2 separate regions of the Homo sapiens genome follow, and region 1 is linked to region 2. The links are chromatin loops, found by intact Hi-C in ENCODE. Cell type or tissue: transverse colon. All regions are shown on one strand. Links, peaks and the distances in the headings refer to the core of each region. The heading gives the core; the rest is flanking DNA. Region 1 overlaps ZZEF1 (zinc finger ZZ-type and EF-hand domain containing 1). Region 2 holds the start of LINC01975 (long intergenic non-protein coding RNA 1975).

Region 1 (2,908 bases), core at 292-2,791, 79 kb after region 2:
CCACTGGGCCATGCACAAAAAGGCCAGTCAGGTGTGCACTACTGTGCATCTGTTTTACCTCAGCACCTAGAAGTCAAGTGTACGAGGATTTTTGAAGCTTGCTTGTGTATGTGTGCGTGTGTATTTTGCTACATGTAAACACTGCATGATTCAGAAGCAAACACTATTTCCTGAAAACTCCACTGAACATACATACACTGGTCCCGAGTGTTTATTATGTGGCTACACCCAGCATGATAGAAGAAGGAAGCACGACAGATATTAGGGCTGTGGAGCTTTTCATTTAGTTGAGGAGATAAGGCTCATGTTCGCCAAGAAGTCAGAGAAAATACCACTGGGCAGTACTTTGATTTAGTACACTGAGAGTTTTTAAAAATGACAAGATCATAGAAATCAGAAGTGATATTGCCTTTGGATACGGCGTACCCAGTTCATGAAATTTACCTAGGAAGCAAGTTTTGCAGAGATCCATGTCGCTGCACTGCAGACAGCGGTATCGATGCCAGGGGGCAATCTCATCACACCCATCACAAGAGATGTCCACATTTAACAGGTCACAGTAGCGAGCAATGAACATGTGCATCTGTAAGGCCAAACATATACAATTAACTGATAGATTTTCTAAGGTGGCCACAATTCACTAATCAATTCCTCCATTCACTAGGTACTGAAGATGTTCCAGGCATTGTACTAAGTGCTAGGATTTGATAATGAATAAGCTCCTCAGTGTCTAGTTGGGAATTCCATCAAGGAGGTGATGACCATTTAGTATGACCAGTGCTTTCACAGGAAATTGCAGGAGGCTTAGAGGACAGAGGACTATGGCTACCAATGGGTATTCAGAAGGTCAAAGAAGGTTTTCCAAAGGAGATAATTCCTCAGGTGAGACCCAAAGGACAAACAGGTACTAGACGGGTCGGGGTAAGGGAGGTGGGCATGTCAGATAGAAATAGCAAATTTGACAGACAGCAAAAAGGGGATGAGAGACAGGTTTATGAAACTGGCATGACTCAGTGCGTCGAATACAGTACAGAGGGGAAGAGTCAGATGAAGAGAGAAAGGTTAAACCACAAAGGGCCTTGCATATCAGTCTTAGGAGTTACAGATTGTTTTTAGAGAGAAGAGTAATGTGATCGGACTGGAGTGCTCTTCTGGAAGTTGAGGAAAGAATGGATCAAAGGGGCAAGCCTGGACTCAGTGAGACTGACCATGACCAAAGCGTTAAAGGAACCCCATGGCACATTATAAGGGCTGGGACTGAGTAGTAGGCGGGATGGTGAAAGGTGCGTAGATTTGAGGTGTTGAGGCAGAAGTGGGAAACCTTGGTGACCGACTGGATATAGGGATCAGTAAAAGGGAAGAAAGTTTCTGGCTTGGGTACGTGGTTGGACGATGGTAGTGTTCACAGATACAGGAAACACTGCAAAAGGAGTACTGTCCCTGGCACTTACAGGCAAACTTTCTGCAGGGATAGTCTGGGTACTGTCTAATGAGCAAACAAATTGCTTTACTGGAAAGTACTTGGACTACAGTATTGTTTCTCTTTAGGGCCTGGAAATGAGGGATCTAAATCAGTAAGTCATACAGTAGACCAGAGCAAATATGCCAAGTCACCTTACAACTACAGAACTCCCAAAAGGTATTAACATATGCGAGAGAAAAAGCCACAAAGGCCCACTTGGCAAGCTCCATCCAAGCACCACAGTGGTGCTACGTGAACAAAGTGGTTGGCACATAGTAGGCACTCGATACTTAGAAAATGAATGAATCTGAGGCAGCAGATGCTTGGCACATGTGGTAGCGATGGATTTAACACCTGACGTGGAGATGGACACAGTGGGCTATCTGAGCCTGAGCCTTTGCACATCTGAATCATGCAGCTCTGATGCCCTCTCTATACATAACGGCTGCTCCCATGCTCACCAGGCAGCCTTCTGATGGAAACGTGGCTTCCCACACTGCTTGTCTACAGGAAGAGAATGTGCTGCTCCAAGGACACTAGAGCCCAGGCCCTCCAGCAATTCTATTTCTCACTGTAAATTAGTAAACTGGCACCTCATATTGTACATCAGCTTTAAGAGCCAATTTTTCAATGAGTCTAGTTCTACGGCAGGGAGCCACTCTGAGTGTAGTCAAATCAGGATTTATAGCCCCTCAGGTTAAAGGTTAAACACCAGACGCTAGGGCAGCAGTCCCCCTTTTTGGCACCAGGGACCAATTTCGTAGAAGACAATTTCTGCACAGGACTGGGTGGGGGATGGTTTCGGGATGAAACTGTTCCACCTCAGATCATCAGTCATTAGACTCTCATAAGCAGCGCACAAACTAGATGCCTCGCATGCGCGGTTTATTGTGGGCTCATGCTCCCGTGAAAATCCAATGCCGCAGCTGATCGGACAGGAGGCGGAGCTCAGCCTCCCTCGCTTGCCTGCTGCTCACAGCCTGCATTCGGTCGCATTCAGCGGTTGGGGACCCCTTCACTAGGGTATTGAATGCCACCTGCAGCCCTCTCAGGTAAGAGCCTGCCAGAACCCCCCCAGGCAAACTCTCCTCTCCAAACTCCTAGCAAATCACTTCAGAGTACTCTAGTTGAGAGGTCTTACTTTCCTCTGCTTCTCTGGATCTTCCTGGGCTATTTTTTCATACCAGGCCTCAAACATGCCATCCTGACACTCATCCATCCATTCTGAATTCTGCTTGGCATCAGCAAGCTCATCTTCTTCACTCCATTGGCTGAAAGAAGGACATAAAGAGAGAAAAGCATGCCTCTCCCAATCACCAAGGAAAGTACTGGTTAGCAGACCCTGTGTCTATAGGTCTATTATATTGGGCATTTTTCAACTTCTGAGAGGGAAAGGTCAACTGCTTTTCAAAGCCCCAGGATTTGTCAAATATTTGGTAGATATAT
Region 2 (2,908 bases), core at 254-2,753:
CCTCTCCCTCCCAGCGGCAGACGGAGACACCCCTGGACCTCAGGAAGAGGGGGCCAGCCGTGTGAGGTTGGGCCTGCTCCTTCGGGGCCTGCCTTCTCCCTCTGCTGCTCCCACCCCTCCCCAGGCAGCCCTGCTGCTACCCTCCTGCTCACGTGCCTTCAGTGACTCCCTCTGTCACCTAGTTCAGATCAATTCCGCAGCTTGGCCTGAAGTCCATCTCGCCAGCCTCATCTCACGCTCCTGCTCCCACATCCACTCCCAGCACCTTAGAGTTCCTCCCATTGAACTGTTTTGCTCTATACTGCTCCCAGCCCTTTTCCATGTCTGTTGTTACCCATCCTGGGAAACTTCTTCTTCTCATCTGTACATGTCTAAACCCTCAGCATTCTTCAAAGCCCGGCTTCAATGCTGCCTTCTCCAAGAAGTCCCCCTGGATCTCTCAGGAGCCAGTGGCCTGTGCCTCCTGAGCAGCCATCAGCTTGTGTGCTCCTAATTGTCATCCACAGCACCCACACTGTGTGTCTGTCCAGAATAGGCGCTGTATCCGAGTCATCATGAGGTCTCTACAGTCCAGCCCACTGCACGAAGGTCATTGTAAAGTTGCTCTCTAGGGTGGGGATGTCCTGGGGGCAGAAGCCGTGGTGTCTGTGGCACACACCGCTCCATCTCAGTTCGTGGCACCCAGTCTGGCATTTACTGGACTCTCAAAGACATTGATTGGTTAAATGAAGGCGGTTCTAGCCAATGCAATAAGACAAGAAAAAGAAGCAGGGTGCAAATACTAGAAAGTGAAAGAAGGGATGAGCATACCCACATCCATAAGTGTGCGCCATCCTCCTCATGAGATACATCAGGCGGCACCCCATTGTATGGGCAGGGGTTTTTGTGTGTGTGTGTGTGTTTTTGTTGTTTTGTTTTGTTTTTGAGACGGAGTTTTGCTCTGTTGCCTGGGCTGGAGTGCAGTGGTGCAATCTCGGCTCACTGCAACCTCTGCTTCCTAGGTTCAAGCAATTCTCCTGCTTCAACCTCCTGAATAGCTGGGATTACAGACACCCACCACCATGCCTGGCTAATTTTTTTTTTTTTTTTTTTTTTTTTTGAGACAGAGTCTCACTCTGTCACCCAGGCTGGAGTGCAGTGGCACGATATCTGCTCACTGTAAGCTCTGCCTCCCAGGTTCACGCCATTCTCCTGCCTCAGCCTCCCAAGTAGCTGGGACTACAGGTGACTGCCACCACGCCTGACTAATTTTTTGTATTTTTAGTAGAGACGGGGTTTCACCGTGCTAGCCAGGATGGTCTCAATCTCCTGACCTTGTGATCCACCCGCCTCGGCCTCCCAAAGTTCTGGGATTACAGGCGTGAGCCACCGCGCCTGGCCAATTTTTGTATTTTTAGTAGAGATGGGGTTTCACCATGTTGGCCAGGCTGGTCTCGAACTCCTGACCTCAGGTGATCCACCCGCCTCAGCCTCCCAAAGTGCTGAGATGACAGCCGTGAGACAGCGTGCCTGGCCACGGACAGGGGTTTAAGTCTCAGAGAGGGGCTGGGATTTGCCGATGCCACACAGTAGGTTGGGCTCTCCCTGGCTCTGTACTACCTTCTTCCCTGCCACAGTGTCGGGCACAAATACATAGTGCCAGTCTTGTGCTGCACCTACCAGCAGGGGAGAGGGCTCCAGCTGTCCTAGCCCAAGCCTGACCAGTCTGCCTGCACGGCCTCAGCTGGAAGTGGGTTGTTAGTGCATAAGACACAAAATCCCTGTTTGCCTTGTAAATTGTTACACCCCACCGAGCTTGCAAGCCTTAAGGCACAACTGGAAAAGGCATTTTGAGATCTGGGACTTGCTCCCTGGTATGGGGAAGAGGCTGTTGGCTTGGGGGTGCCTGAGGGCAAGTCGTCAGGCCCTGAACCTGGAGGGCCAGCCTGACTCCTGTGTGCAGGGGCTGGGGGGTGGGGCTGCGGCTTCACCTCAGGGGGTGCTCCCAGGCCTGGGGCTGGGTTAGGGTGGCTGGGCAAGTCCTCACGCTGGGCTGGGTTCTCCCGGGTACCACCCTAGCTGTGGGAGTCTGGGAACACCCCTTCCCCTCTGAACGCAGGGTCGCTGTGAAGTGGGGGTGGGACAGCGTCTGGAGGTTGCAGGGTCCCCGGCCGCGAGGATAAAGCGGCAGGAGACCGGGGCCCTGGCCTTGGCTCTCAGGCTCTATTTGTAGGTGCACAGCGTTCCCTGCCCCCACTGCCTGTAGTCCTGGTTTCCATAACAACCCTGGACTGTTCTTGACCCCTGAGGCTCAGCTGTTCTGACTTTCCCTCCTGGATGCCCTTCTGGGTCTTCTCGTTCGGCAGTGCCAGGTCTCCGCCCTGGTGTTCCCTGCGTGGGCAGCCAGCCCAGCTCCCTGGGGATATCCTGTCACTGTGGCCCAGAGCCTAGGCCCGGCGTCTGCCAGGTCAGGCCTAAGCGCTCTGGGTTCTTTCCAGGTCCTCAGATGGGGCCCGGGAACCCAGAGAGGTGGAGGAAGTTGGCAGCGGCACCCAGATCCCCAGCGTGGCAGGGCTGGGCACTATGTCCAAACCACCTGACGCCTGGGCTGCAGCCAACCTCTGCGGCAGACGCACAGGTGGGGCTCTCGGATCCATAGCTGGGCCTGTGGGTGACCTTGGCATGCCCTCTATCTCTCTACGCTGACTCCCTGAAGCCATAACTTACGGCACACCCAGCGCAGGCCCAGTGGACCCAGGGGATCTGCAGGGCAGGTGAGCGTGGTCATTCCCAGAGTGGCTATTGGGTGCTGGGAGTTGCTGGGCCTCGAGCTGCTGTCTGGACACAGTGGGGGCTCAGGGTGGGAGGGAGCTTCAGTTAGGCTCTGTCCCCTGGCTTCCAAAAACCAGACTCCAGGAAAATGTTCAAA

What was found. Peaks named below come from ENCODE experiments on the same cell type or tissue, not always from the same donor. Only the 100,000 strongest peaks of a DNase experiment are listed, where the experiment ranks them.
Region 1: it touches region 2 in a loop (10-fold over the local background); 1 of 110 quality-filtered maps calls a loop at or near these places.

What each region holds. Positions count from the first base shown.
Region 1 is chr17:4,053,613-4,056,520 of GRCh38, forward strand. ZZEF1 (zinc finger ZZ-type and EF-hand domain containing 1) reads right to left here. Exons shown (of 55, transcript NM_015113.4): 33 at 2,604-2,733; 34 at 445-583. Among named protein-coding and RNA genes, the nearest start is that of LINC01975, 78 kb to the left of the region's middle. In transverse colon, for the core only: no CTCF peak of the experiment used is centred there; no DNase peak of the experiment used is centred there.
Region 2 is chr17:3,974,442-3,977,349 of GRCh38, forward strand. It overlaps LINC01975 (long intergenic non-protein coding RNA 1975), which reads left to right and starts at 2,662. Exons shown (of 2, transcript NR_146884.1): 1 at 2,662-2,753. RefSeq lists enhancers at 1,344-2,180, 2,181-2,908. In transverse colon, for the core only: a CTCF peak has its summit at 1,723; a DNase peak (open chromatin) is centred at 2,570; H3K27ac peaks cover 1,447 bases.